2 separate regions of the Mus musculus genome follow, and region 2 is linked to region 1. The links are chromatin loops, found by intact Hi-C in ENCODE. Cell type or tissue: gastrocnemius. All regions are shown on one strand. Each heading gives the region's core, and the rest is flanking DNA. Links, peaks and the distances in the headings are about the cores only. Region 1 has its middle 58 kb from the start of Gm10033. Region 2 has its middle 22 kb from the start of Gm7697.

Region 1 (7,693 bases), core at 1,480-6,479:
GTGGTTCACAACCATTTGTAATGAGATCTGGTGCCCTCTTCTGGTCTGCAGGCATACATACAGGCAGAATGTTATATACATAATAAATAAATAAATCTGAAGAAGAAGAAGAAGAAGAAGAAGAAGAAGAAGAAGAAGAAGAAGAAGAAGAAGAAGAAGAAGAAGAAGAAGAAGGAGGAGGAGGAAGAGGAGGAGGAGGAGGAGGAGGAGGAGGAGAAGGAGGAGGAGGAGGAGGAAGAGGAGGAGGAGGAGGAGGAGGAGGAGGAGGAGAAGTAGTACAGAAAAACAAAGGCAAACAGGTAGACACCCTTAAAGAAATACAGAAAGATACAACCAAGCAGGTAAAGGAATTGAACAAAATAGTCCAAGACCCAAAAAGTGAAATAAGAAAAATGAAGGAAATCACAAATGGAGGCAACCCTGGAGATGAAAAACCTGGTAAAGAGATCAGGAACTACAGCTGCAAGTACCACCAACAGAATACAAGAGATAGAAGATTGAATCTCAGGAGTAGAAGGTATCATAGAAGATATTGACATATCAGACAAAGAAAATACAAAGTTCAAAAGCTCCTAAACAAAATATCCAGAAAATTTTGGATGCAATGAAAAGACCAAACTTAAGAATAATAGAAATAGAAGACAGTGAAGAATCCCAGTTCAAAGGGACAGAAAACTTCTTCAACAAAAATCATAGAAGAACCCTTCTGGCCTGTGCCTCCTGCCAGGGCAGATCACCAGCTTGTCTGCTTCTCTGAAGATGCCACAGTTTTAAGGCCACCCAGGAGATCCTCTACATGCAGGGCAACCTATCGACAGATTGTCTGCTCCTCCAAAGACACCATAGTTGGAGTCCTTCCAGGAGTTCTGCTGCACACAGGGCAAGAGACCCCACAGTCTGCAGTCTGAAGGCCTCCCAGGAGAACACCTATATGCAGGATAACAGCCTGACAGCTCTTCTGAAGACTCAACAGTCTGAAGGCCTCCTAGGAGATCTGCTGCAGCCAGGGCAAAGGATCAGCACCTTGTCTGCTCCTCCAAAGACCCCACAGTCTGCAGGCATCCCAGAAAAGCTGTACAGCCAGGGCAACAGGTCACCAACATACATTCCCCTCTGAAGACCGCACAGTCTGAAGACCTCACAGGAGGTCTGCTACAGCCAGGGCCACAGGCCTTCCAGAAACCCTGAAGCAACCAAGGGACACAGGAAGCAGGCTCCAGACAAAGACACCCAGACTAGCTATTGCCAGGGATAGCCAGATGCCATGAGGTCAGAGCAAGAACATAATAGACAGAAGCCAATGGACTTTGGCATAATCAGGACCCAGTTCTTCACCACATCAAACTCTGGACATACCAACACACCTAAAAATCAGAAAGCTGACTTAAAATGCTATCTCATGAAGATAATAGAGTCCTTTAAGGAGGATATAAATAACTCACTGAAATAAATACAAGAAGACACAGGTAAACATGTAGAAGCCCTTAAAGAGGAAACAAATCCCTTAAAAGAATATAGAAAAGCACAATCAAACAGATGAATAAATTGAACACAGTGGTCCAAGACCTAAAAGTAGAAGCAGAAACAAAAAAGAAAACACAAATGGAGGCAACCCTTAAAATGGAAAACCTAGGAAAGAGGTCAAGAATTACAGATGTAAGCATCACCAACAGAATACAAGAGATAGAAGAGAGAATGTCAGGTGTAGAAGATACCTTAGAAGAGATTGACACAACTGTCAAAGAAAATTCAAAATATAGAAAACTCCTAAGCCAAATCACCCAGGAAAGCTAGGATACAATGAAAAGACCAAACCTAAGAATAATAGGAATAGAGAGAGGAAAGCAAAGATTCCCAGCTCAAAGGACCTGAAAACATCTTCAACAAAATCATAGAAGAAATGTCCCCAACCTAAAGAAAGAGATGGCCATAAATGTATAAGAAGCCTGTAGAACACCAAATAGATTGGACCAGAAGAGAAAACCCTCTTGTCAGATAATAATTAAAACAGTAAGTGCACAGAACAAAGAAAGAATATTAAAAGGTGCAATGGAAAAAGGCCAAGTAAGATATAAAGGCAGACTTATCAAATTGCACCAGACTTCTCAACAGAGACACTAAAAGTCAGAAGAGCTTGTACAGAGGTCATTCAGACCCTAAAAGGACATAAATGGCAGCCCAGGATACTATACACAGCAAAACTATTAATCAACATAGATGGAGAAACCAAGATATTCCATGTCAAAACCAAATTTAAACAATATTTATCTACCAATAGAGTCCTACAGAGGATTCTAGAAGGAAAACATCAATACAAGGAGGGTACCTACACCAAAGGAAACAAAACAAGAAATTGATCATCTCATAACAAAACCAAAAGGACAGAATAACATACACATAATGCCACCTACAACAACAAACAACAACAATCATAACAAGAACTAACAATCATTTGCCTGTTATATCTCTCAAAATCAACAGACTCAATTCTGAAATAAAAAAGACATAAGCTAACAGACTGGCTACACAAACAGTGTCCAGAATTTTGCTGCATAGAAGAAACACACCTCAATAACAAAGACAGACACTATCTCAGAGTAAAAGACTGGAAAAAAGACTTCCAAGAAAATAGTCCCAAGAAACAAGTGGGAGTAGACATCCTACTATCCAATAAAATAGACTTTTAACCAAAAGTTATCAAGTGAGATGGGGAAGGACACTTCATACTCATAAAGGAAAAATACACCAAGAGAAAGTCTTAATTCTGAACAGCTATGCCCCAAATGCAAAGGTACCCACATTCGTAGAAGAAAATTTACTAAAGCTCAAAATACACATTAAACCCTACACAGTAATAGTGGGTGACATCAACACCCCACTCTCACTAATGAACAGATCATTGAGATAGAAACTAAACAGAGACATAGTGAAACTAATAGAGGTTATTAACCAAATGGATTGAACAGGAATCTACAAAACATTTAACCTTAAAACAAAAGAATATACCGTCTTTTCAGCACCTTATCGTACTTTCTCCAAAATTGACCAGATCCTATCAGATCAACATGGCCAAAGACTGGTCTTCAATAACAACAGAAATAACAGAAAACCCACATAGCCATGGAAACTGAACAGCTCTCAACTCAATAATAACTTGGTCATAGAAGAAATAATTTTTTAAAAAGATTTCTGGAATTTAATGAAAATAATGACACAGCATACCCAAACTTATTAGATACAATGAAAGGTGATAAGAGAAAAAATTCTTAACACTAAGTGTCCTGTTAAAGATATTGGACAGATCATACACTAGCAACTTAAGAGCACACCTGAGAGCTCTAAAACAAAAAGAACCAAACACACATGAAAGGAGTAGATGGCAAGAAATAGTCAAACTCAGGGCCAAAATCAACTAAATAGCTGAAATCAACCAAATATAAACAAAGAGAACTATACAAAGAATCAACAAAACCAAAAACTGATTATTTGAAAAAAAAATCAACAAAATAGATAAACTCCCTAAACAAAACTAACTAAAGGGACCAGAGACCATATCCAAATTAACAAAATCAGAAATGAAAAGGGAGACATCACAAGAGAAACTGAGGAAATTAAAAAAATCATCAGATCCTACTATAGAAGTCTATATTTGACAAAAATGGAAAAATCTCGATAAAATGGATGACTTTCTAGATAGATACCATGTACATCAAGAGCAGGTAAACTATCAAAACAGGCCCATATCCCTTAAAGAAATAGAAGTCATTAACAACCTCCCAACTAAAAAAAGCCCAAGGCCAGATGGCTTTAGTGTAGAATTCTACTAGACATTCAAAGAAGAGTTGATACTAATAGTCTTCAAACTCTTCTATAAAATAGAAACAGAAGTAACACTAATTCATTCTATGAAGTCACAATTACTCTGATACATAAACCACATAAGGACCCAACAAAAGAAAGAGAACTTCAGACCAATTTTGCTTATGAATATTGATATAAAAATATTCAATAAAATTCTCACTAAATGAATCCTAGAACACATTAAAATAATTATTCACCACAATCAAGTAAGCTTTATCCCGGGGATGCAAGATTAGTTCAATATGTGAAAATTTATTAATGTTATCCACTATAGAAACAAACTGAGAGAAAAAAAAAATCACATGCTCATCTCATTATATGCTGAAAAAGCATTTGACAAAATATAACACCAATTCATGGTAAAGGTATTGGAGAGACCAGGAATTCAAGGCTCATGCCTAGACATAATAAAATCAATATACAGCAAACCAACAGGCAACATCATATTAAATAGAAAGATTCTTGAGGCAATCCCATTAAAATCAGGGACAAGAAAAGGATGCCCACTCTCCCTATGTCTATTTAATATAGTACGTTAAGTTCTAGCTAGAGCAATAAGACAAAAGAGATCAAGGGGATACAAATTGGCAATGAAGAAGTCAAGGTATCACTATTAACAGATGACATTATAGTAATCCTAAGTGACCTCAAAAACTCCACCAGAGAACTCCTACAGCTGACAAAACTTTGACAAGGTGCCTGGATATAAAATAAACTCAAATAAATAAGTAGCCTTCCTTTATACAAATGATAAACAGGCTGAGAAAGTAGTCAGGGAAACAATACCCTTCACAATGGCCACAAATAATATAGAATATCTTGGGGTAACTCTAACCAAACAAGAGAAAAATCTCTATGACAAGAACATTAAGTCTCTCCAGAAAGAAATTGAAGACCTCAGAAAATAGAGAAATTTCCCATGCTCATGGATTGGTAGAATTAACATAGTAAAAATGGCCATCTTACCAAGAGCAATCTACAGATTCAATGCAATCCCCATCAAAATTCCAACACAATTTTTCAAAGACATGGAAAGAGCAATTCTCAAATTCATTTGGAAAAACAAAACACCCAAAATAGTGGAAAAATTCTTAACAATAAAAGAACTTCTGGAGGAATCACCATCCCTGACCTTAAGCTATACTACAGAGCAATAGTGATAAAAACTACGTGATATTGGAACAGAGACAGACAGGTTGATCAATGGAATAGAATTGGAGATCCAGAAATAAAACTTACAGACACTTGATCTTTGACAACGAAGCCAAAAAATACAATGGGAAAAAGAAAGCATCTTCAATAAATGGTGCTGGTCTAACTGGCAGGCTGTATGTAGAAAAATGAAAATAGACCCATACCTGTCACCTTGCACAAAGCTCAAGTCCAAGTGGATCAAGGACCTCAACATAAAACCAGATACACTGAATCTAATAAAAGAGAAAGTGGGAAAGAACCTCAAAAAATTGGCATGGGAGGAAATTTCCTAAACAGGTCTCCAGTAGCTCAGACTCTAAGATTAAGAATTGATAAATGGAACCTCATGAAACTAGAAAGATGCTGTGAAGCAAAGGACATAGCCAATTGGACAAATTTGCAACCTATGGATTGGGGAAAAAACCTTCACTAACCTCATATCTGATAGAGAACTAATACCCAAAATATATAAAGAACTGAAGAAGCTATCCACCAAAAAATCAAACAACCTAATCAAAAGTGGGGTATAGAAGGAAACAAAGAATTCACAACAGAGGAATCTCGAATGTCTGAGAAGCATTTAAAGAAATGTTCAAAGTTCTTAGTGATCAAAGAAATACAAATCAAAACAACCCTGAGATTCCACCTTACACCAATCAGAATGGCTAAGATCAAAAACTCAGGTGACAGCAAATGTTGGCAAGGATGTGGAGAAAGAGGAACACTCCTCCATTGCTGGTGGGATTGCACGCCACTCTAAAAATTAATCTGGAGGTTCCTCAGAAGATTGGAAATAGATCTACCTGAAGACCCAGCAATACCACTCTTGGGAATATACCCAAAAGATGCCCCATCATGCCATACAGGCACATGTTCCACTATATTCATAGCAGCCTTATCATAGCCAGAAGATGGAAACAACCCAGATGTCTGAGAATGGATGCAGAAAATGTGGTTCATTTACACAATGGAATACTACTCAGCTATGAAAAGTGAAGACATCCTGAGTTTTCCAGGCAAATGGATGGAATTAGAAAATATCATTCTGAGTGTGGTAACTCAGACCCAAAAGGACATGCATGATATGTATTTACTAATAAGTGGATATTACCCAAAGAAATACAGAATAGCCAGGATACAATCCACAGAACTCAAGAAGGTTAACAAGTAGAAGGGCCCAAGTGAGGATGCCTCAATCCCAGTTGGGAAGGAGAAGAAAGCAATCACAGGGGCAGAAGAAGGGAGGGAGGGAGGGAGGGAGGGAACTGTGTGGGAGAGGGGACCGGGAGGGGGGAAAAGGCATTGTGGAGGGGCAACATTACTGGGCCAGCAGAAAGAATGGAAACAGGAAACCTTGGGAGATAGGAGGTAGGGAACCCTCTAGAATGTACCAGAGACCTGGGAGGTGAGAGACTTTCAGCACTCAAAGAGAGGGACCTTAGACGAAATGTCCCACAGTGGGGAGAGGGAATTTGTAGAGTCCAGCTCCAGTAGAAAGATAAGACATCAACTTGAGAGATTGGGTTGCCATCCCATGGTCAAAAACTCTGACCCAGAGTTGTTCCTGTCTCAAAGAACTTCAGGGACAAAAGTGGAGAAGAAACTGAGGGAAAGAAGGTCCAGGCCCAAATTGGGATCCAGCTCAAGGGAGGCTATAAGGCCTGACACTATTACTGATGTTATTGTGTGCTTTCAGACAGGAGCCTAGCATGGCTGCCCTCCAAGAGTCTCAACATGCAGCTTAAAGAGTCACATGCAGATACTTACACCCAACTAATGGTCAGAATCCAGGGACCCCTGTGGTTGAATTAGGGAAAGGCTAGAAGAAGCTGAGGAGAATGACAACCCCATAGGAAGACCAGCAGTCTCAACTTACTTGGACCACCAAGATCTCTCAGACACTGAGCCACCAACCAGGCAGCATACACCAGTTGATATGAGGCCCCCAACACATATACAGTAGAGGATTGCCTCGTCTGGGCTCAGTGAGAGAAGATGAACCTAACCCTCCAGACTCAAGGCCCCAGGAAGTGGGGAGGTCTGGTAGGGTGGGTGTGGGTGGAGTCGGGACATCTTTTTGGAGACAGGGAAGAGGTATGGGATGAGGAACAGTCAGAGGCAGACCAGGAGGGGAATAACAACTGGACTGTAAAAAAAAAAAGGATTAATAATAAAAAAGAAAAAAATCATAGAAGAAACTTCCCTAATCTGAAGAAATAGATGGTCATAAATGTACAAGAAGCCTACAGAACACCAAATAGTTTGGACCAGAAAAGAAGATCTTCTCGCCATATAATAATCAAAACACTAAATGCACAGAACAAAGCAAGAACATTGAAAGCTGTAAGGGAAAAAGGTCAAGTAACATATAAAATCAGACTGATCAGAATTATACCAGCTTCTAAACAGAATTGAAAGCCAGAAGATCCTGGACAGATGTCATGCAGACCATAAGAGACCACAGATGCCAGCCCAGGCTATTATACCTAGCAAAACTCTCAATTAACCCAGATGGAGAAACCAAGATATTCCATGACAAAACCAAATTTAAACAATGTCATTATACTAATCCAACACTAAAGAGGATTCTAGAAGCAAAACTCCAACACAAGATGGGTAAGTACATCCAAGAAAACAC
Region 2 (7,693 bases), core at 1,014-6,013, 210 kb after region 1:
TTCAAGTGTCCACTAGCTGACAGCAATGCCCACCAAATGACTGTCTCAGCTACAGAGAAATGGATACACGCCCGGAGAAGGGAACTGGACAAAGAACCCTATCATAGCTAGCTTCAGTTGTCAACTTGGCACAAGCTTGGAGTCCCCTGAAAGGGGGAACCTTAACTAAAGAACTGCCCCTATCAGATCAGCCAGTTTTCATGTCTGTGGAAACATTTCTTAATTTCAAATTGGTGCGAGAGGGCTCAGACCACTGTAGGCAGTGCCAACCTTGGGCACATTCTCCTGGGCTGTATAAGAAAGCTGTCCGAGTGAGCCACATAGAACAAGCCAGTAAACATTCCCCCATGGTCTTTGTTTCCATTCCTGCCTCTGCGTTCCAGCCTTGAGTTCTTGCACAAGCTTCCTTTGATGGTAGACTGTGACCCACAACCCAAATTAATCCTTCCCTCTCCTAAGTTGTTTTTTTGATGAGTGTTTTATCACAGGAACAGAGGAGCAAACTAAAGCACCTACAACCATTGGAACCACTGGTCAGCCTCCTGACCCAGGAATTCTCAAAGCATTTGGACTCTATAGCCAGTGCTGGATTCAAGGATAGACCCACGCTGGAGAGAACACTGCTACATCTAGCATGGCTCTGGGGACACGGCCCTGACTGGGGTGGCAAGAGAATGAAAAAAACAAACAAATCCAGAAGCAGAAAAGCCAAGGTTGGGTGGTCTGAGCTCTCAGTTGAAGAAACTTCAGCACATAATGGAAACATGTTTTTATTATATAAACAGAGAGGCAGGGTGAGTGCATATGGCTGAACAAGGAAGTGGGGTTAGTAGATGCAGATAAACAAAGGAGACAGGGTGTATGGTATACAGCTGGATCAAGTAGACAGGTTTACCTAATCTTAGTAGGAATGGTCTTTATAGGGGAACAGTCTTCAGACTATAAATATCCAGGGAGAGAAAGCTACAGTGGACATTTCCTGTGCACACTCTCAATATCTACATTTGGTCCAGAGGAAGGCTTTGCCATTTTCCTCTGAGCCTCTCCCCTTAGAGGAGACATTGCCATTTTCTCCATAGGTCTGAGATTCTGAGGTCTGTGACAACATGTCCTTATCTGATGTCAACAATACACATTCACTGAGACTCTAGGCTTTCTCCGCCACTTCTTACATGATACCTAGTTCAATTCACTAAGTATGGCCTCTGATGTCTTCTGGATCAGAAAGGACATCCAAAGTGAGGAGTTGACTGTTAGATCATGCGACCCGGAACCTACGAGCAGCCACAAAACCCAGCTAGAAGCCCAACAGTCTCTAGAGCAGTGGTCCTCAACCTTCCTAATGCTGTAGCCTTTTAATACAGTTCCTCATGTTGTGGTGACCCCCAGCCATAACATTATTTTATTACTACTCCATACAGTACATTTGCTGCTGTTATGAATCACAATGTAAATATCTGGTATGTATGCAGGATATCTGATATGTGACCCCCAACGGGGTCGAGAACAGGTTGAGAACCACTGCTTTAAAGGGCTAACTCTGCCATATAGGAGCCAGGAGGAGCAACCTATCTGAATAGATGGTTCTCAGTCAGTGTATGATGACACACATTGTCATGGCTTCCTTGAGTGCTCTCTCCCAGACAAGCTTAAGCTAGCTAGTTCCTAGATTTTCATAGGTTAGCACAGACCAGGGGTGGGGTCATACACTCAGATGCTCAAAGGCACCAGGTGACCATCACAGTGAGAAAACATATACTCACTTCTGGAGAGGACACTTGAGACTCAGCCCCAAACAGTAGCATCAAAATGGGAATTGGGTCCCCATGAGGACAATGTTGTCCAGTAAACTGGAAACCCAAGTTTCTGTATTAAACTTCTTGGTCTTGAAATGTCAAAAACAATTTGAATATTTTCAACACTTCATAAGCTACACAAAGTTCATCTGTGAGTGTGTGCTTTTTGTTCTTGGAATATTAGTGCGTGACTTCGGGCATCCATCACTCCACACCAAGTGAATGGGATAAAATAGACCACGTATTGACCAATATGGGTAGACTATCCTGTATTTGATAGTCCTGAGTTGGAAAGTCTAGATTCTAATGGATTATCCAGTATTGGTAATCATAAATTGGACAGTGTGGCTCCAGTATTCTCAATCAGAAGTCCCATTTACTGGATATTTGTTCAACTTTAGAAATATATGCTAGTATCCAAATCTTGGGAGTGAAGTATCTCACTGGCCAAATGACCAGTGCTTGTGTGTGGTTCACATGTGTGTGGAGGCTGGAGGACAGCTCAGATTTCACTCCTCAAGCACCGCCCACTTCATTTTAAGAGCGGATCCCCCAGTGGTGTACCTAATCAGTGAGCTAGGCTGGCCAGTCAGCAAGCCCCAGGGATCCACCTGACCCTGACTCCCCAGTGAATAATCAAATGTAGATGATTTCATACAGATGCAACTCCTTACACTGTGGGAAGCCGCAAATACCATTACAAGATGGCGCTGGCTACCACTGGCCACCACCCATGATTATGGATAAACAACCAATGTACGCATGTGCATAAGAGTTTTTTGCCAAGGAGCTAAAGGGATCTGCAACCCTATAGGTGGAACAACATTATGAACTAACCAGTACCCCGGAGCTCTTGACTCTAGCTGCATATGTATCAAAAGATGACCTAGTCGGCCATCACTGGAAAGAGAGGTCCATTGGACTTGCAAACTTTACATGCCCCAGTACAGGGGAACGCCAGGGCCAAAAAGGGGGAATGGGTGGGTAGGGGAGTGGGGGTGGGTGGGTATGGGGGACTTTTGGTATAGCATTGGAAATGTAAATGAGCTAAATACCTAATAAAAAATGGGAAAAAAAAAGAAAAAAAAAAGAGTTTTTTGCCGAGTCACTGCGTGGCCCGATGCATATTAATGAGGTACTGGTAGCATAAGCAATCAGGTATGGACACGTCACTCGTAGGCCTATATAAGCAGTGCCATTTCTGGGGCTCGGGGTCTTTCGCCTACGCAGTCCATGCTCTCCCAATAAACGTGTTGCAGAAGGATCCTGTTGTGGAGTCTTACTTGCAGGCAAGTCGGGCGTCCCACATTACACCAGGTCATGGTGTGTCAGAAGAGGAGACCAGGGACCCAGAATTGCCATGCAATTTGTCCAAGGTCCACAGCAGGCAGGCAGCCAAGCTGGGCTTCACCCTCAGGTCTCCTTGACTCCACATTCACGGTTGTTTATTCTTCCTCACATCGTTTTCAAACGCGGTTACAGAACAAAACGGTTTGAGCAGCTGACAGCCCAACTGCTATGGGGACCAACAGACAAGAGAACTTGAACTTGTTTGTAAAACATCCAACCCGCCACTTCCACGACCTCCCCACCCCGCTGCCCAGCACAGGAAAGAGAGGACAGAGCTCAGCAAACACAGCTTTCTGGCATTCCCCTGAGGCTGCTGGCCATCAGCCACAAGCAAAGCACTGCCAGGGGACTCGGGAAACCTCTTGTGATTGAGCATTTTGAAAGTACCCATTGCTGCCCTCCAGTGTCCCCATTAAGAAGGTCAGCCTCTCCTAGCCTTTGGTATCAGTAGTTCAAAAGGAAAGAGAAAATACATGTGGGAAACAAAGAAAGACCAGGCAGAGCTTGTTTTATTTGTTTATTTAATTATTTATTCATTTATTTATTTTCACTAAATTGTATTACACTGGGGGGGGGGAAGGTTGTGTATGTATGTGGGTTGAAGCCACCCAGTGCTGTCCTCTAGTGGTGGATTCTATATCACAGCCATTAGTCACAGCAATTTGAATTTAAATGTTAATTAAAATTAAACTAAAATCTGGTCTCATGTTCTGAGCGCTCTGGCCACAGGTAAATGGCATCTGCCATATTGGCCCTTGCAACCAGAGATGACTTCTTTGAGACACGGAAGCACAGAGAGTAGTTTTCTCAAGATCAACACAGCTAAAAGTAACATGTTACAACTCAGATTTGCGTGCATGGTCAACAGACATTCACCATCTCTTCCAAGCACTTTATCACCTACAGCATTAAGTGGGGGTCCCCCAGATCCTGCCCCTTCCAAACATAGCTCAAGCCCATGTTCCCTGCCTATGGCAGGAGCTAAGGTATCTGTTGCCTGTGGCTATGCCATGGGAAGGGGCAGAATAAACATGGATCTTACCTCTTCCATCTACAAAGAAGGTGTTGCCTTGATGTTAGTCAAGATCTTTGAGGGGACAAGGAAGGAAGTGGAGAAGATACCTTTAAAACAAAACCACACTGTTTAGGAGAAATCTCATATTTATTGTTTTGTGCTGTTTTCTTGAGACTCGGTCTTGTTCTGTAGCCCAGGCTGGCCTTTTACCTACCTGCCCCAGCCTCCTGGACTCCGAGATTATACACACACACCATCATGCCTAGCTAAGAGAAAATATTTTATGATAACATACAAGTCAAATAAATGCATACTTATATGCAGGAATGCATATACTACTAGATGTGTGCACCCAAGCACACACACACACACACACACAAAGATAAAAACATTTAGGGACACCCATGCTTGTTAATACCGACAGACAGTACCACACCACGAACGTTTTGGGAAGACAGCCAAGAATGTGTCCCCAAGGCAGCACAGAGCTGCATGTCTAATGGTGCTGGCTTTCCTGATCTGTCTCTGATAAATATCCCAGTTCCAGAAGCATCCTTGAAGGCTCATTGGAGGCATACAAGCAGCCTCCCAATGGCTGACAGCCAAGGGATGCAGACAAGAGTTAGGCAAGAGCAACCAGTGCTAAAAGGTGGCCCACAGATGTTAGCATCAGCAAGAATAGAGAAGCAAGCGCATGAAGCAGGTCTTAGTCTCCCCAGACTAAGACTGTCACAGCTTAGAGCCACAGCTCTAAGGGATTAAGAGCCACAGCTTGGCCTTCCAAGGTAGTGTGAGACCCCATAGGACCATCACAGGTCCAGGTCAAACACCCTAAGTCCCAGCAGCCAAATAGGTGCCCAGAGAGGGAGGAAAGCAGGACAGACGGCCAGGATCGGAACACAATAGGACAATGCCAGGCATGGAACAGAAGCCCTGAGTGGAGGAAATGCCCTATCTGTAATTGCCCCCACACAGGAGAAGAAGAAGAAAAAAGCCCAAGTACAAACGGAAAGCTGGGTAAACAAAAGGTACCAGGTTGCATTGTATATAACACATAATGGAGTATTTCCCAGCAAGTTAAAAATCCACACAGTCACTACAAAGAAGTTGCACAGGCACGATGCTGAGAAAGAACCTGTACACAGCGGATCTGGGCCTGGAGACCCTGTTTATACACAGCTCCATAACTCTCAAGAAGAATCGGCATGGTCCGTCTCATGGGCACCTCTGGCTGGGAAAGTGTGGATGTGGACTTGGCAGGGACATCAGGCAACTTCCGGGTGATTAGGAATGTATTCCCCCCGCCCCCACTGAACCATATATTTAAGTTCTATAAACTCACAGAGTGCATGTCACTCTTCAGCGATGTGTTTTTTGGTTTTGTTTGTTTTGCATTATCAACTGTATTCTTTTTGTTGTTGTTGTTGTTTTTCCGTTTTTCGAGGCAGTATTTCTCTGTGTAGCTCTGGCTGTCCTAGAACTCACTGTGTAGACCAGGCTGGCCTCGAACTCAGAAATTCGCCTGCCTCTGCCTCCCAAGTGCTGGGATTAAAGGCGTGCGCCACCACCTCCAGGCCAGCGATGTGTTTTAAAAGAGAGGGAGCCTGCTCACTATCTGAGCCAAGTGCTAACTGAACCAAGGGCAGGAGGCCTCACTGTGCAAGTGAACCTACTGTTCTTGGCCTGAAGAGGGCGCAGTTGTTGTGTCCTTCCCTGTTTCCAATCTTGCAGGAAGTGTTCCAAGACAAACAAACCTCGCTCCTACAAGAAGGGAGCTGTCTCATGTTTATCCCATACCCCATCCATGACTCAAGGCCACCAGAGAGCCCTGCTTCAGGGGTGCAGGAGCAAGGGGCAGGTAGGACAGGGTGCACCCTTGGTCATTTTAAACCTCTCCTCTGTCCCTGTAAGACCATACAAGTAGAACCTGCAGTAAAAGACCCTCGAGGTCTGACACACATCCCCCCCATCCCTCCTGAGCTCCCATGGAGGTGGGAGGTCCCTTGGTTCTGAGGGTCCTGGGAAAATATTTCCACAGGTAGAGGGGTATTAGATCTGCAAGTGATGTGCCCAGGTTTGCATAAGGGACAGATCACTATGGCAACCAGACTGGAGTCTTGAGAGTGAGAGGACAGCTAAGTTTGACCTCAAGACTGGCCTGGGTTGTGAAAAAGCCCCAGGAGAAAGGTGGAGGTGGGGATTAGAGAGAGGACTGCGGTCATGAGATACTTAAGAGGAAGGTTTCTTATAAATAATAGCTGATGTCTGAAGGGTGGAAAGGGGAAGACATTGAATGATAGAACTGTTCCAAGCAGCTAAACCTGAGAACATGCCAGAAACCAGAGCTGGTCCATAATTGGAGGGTCCATTTTGGAACTGTGTGGAAAGCCATGAACTGAATGGGCCTGACAGGATAAAGAATACTGTCTTAGTTAGGGTCTTACTGCTGTGAACAGACACCATGACCAACGCAACACTCATTTAATTGGGGCTGACTTACAGGTTCAGAGGTTCAATCCAGTATCATCAAGGCGGGAACATGGCAGCATCCAGGCAGGCATGATGCAGGAGGAGCTGAGTGTTCTACATCTTCATCTGAAGGATGCTAGCAGAATACCGGCTTCCAGGTAGCTAGGATGAGGGACTCTTCACAGGCTCCTGGCACAAAACTGGAGACTTTCTTACTGGTCAGTGTTTCCCAAACTGTGTTCTTTGGAATTTTTGCTTCCCTCCAAGTGGTGGGTGTGTTTAAAGCTAGAAGATCCTAGACAAAATAAAAATAATAATAATGTTAGCAAACAAGGGCAAATATCTCATGGAGACTTCCATACCAGGCCTTCCCTCCAGCCATACAAGTTCTTAAATCAGTTCTGTCCACACTGAACTATTTTTATTGAAAAAAAAATCACCTCTTCCTTTGTACACACCCAGGCTCACAACACCCACTTTCTCCTCCTGAAAGGGTTTTGGTTTTTCCATGTCCTGATGGAGTGAGACCCTGTATTGCCCGAGCTTTTGTTCCCACCGGAAAGAATACGCTCAGGACAACCGGAATCTTCTGTGGCAAAAGCTTTATTGCTTACTTCTCCAGGAGCAAGAGAGAAAATGGCAAAACCCCATCCCTTTTAAGGAGAATTATCCTCCACCTAGGACGTGTCACTCCCTGATTGACAGCAGCCCATTGGCCGAGTTGTCCTCAAGGGGAAGGCAGACCACATGGAGTGAAGAACTACCCTGGCACATGTGCAGATTATTTGTTTACTACTTAGAACACAGGATGTCAGCGCCATCTTGTAACGGCGAAAGTGAGGGCGGCTCCCCACAACCCTGGAGCAGCCCAGTCCTGAAATCCTTTCTGAACTCTTGTCTGGCCCCAGCAGGAGCTATCAGCCATAATCACTGTGAGCCCATGTCAAGACCCTGAACACAAAGTCTAGGAGCTGCTTCCTTCCATGGCCAGGCCACTGCTCCTCCTGCTTCCCCGCCCCGCCCCACCCTGCTCCAGGCAACTCCCTGGAAACCTTTTCTGGTC

What was found. Hi-C counts contacts between places; a loop is a spot of excess contacts. Peaks named below come from ENCODE experiments on the same cell type or tissue, not always from the same donor. Only the 100,000 strongest peaks of a DNase experiment are listed, where the experiment ranks them.
Region 2: it touches region 1 in a loop (14-fold over the local background); 24 of 42 quality-filtered maps call a loop at or near these places.

Annotation. Positions count from the first base shown.
Region 1 is chr8:69,333,842-69,341,534 of GRCm38, forward strand. No RefSeq gene overlaps it. Among named protein-coding and RNA genes, the nearest start is that of Gm10033, 58 kb to the right of the region's middle. In gastrocnemius, for the core only: no CTCF peak of the experiment used is centred there; no DNase peak of the experiment used is centred there.
Region 2 is chr8:69,541,560-69,549,252 of GRCm38, forward strand. No RefSeq gene overlaps it. Among named protein-coding and RNA genes, the nearest start is that of Gm7697, 22 kb to the left of the region's middle. In gastrocnemius, for the core only: CTCF peaks have their summits at 3,780 (motif pointing left) and 5,850 (motif pointing right); no DNase peak of the experiment used is centred there.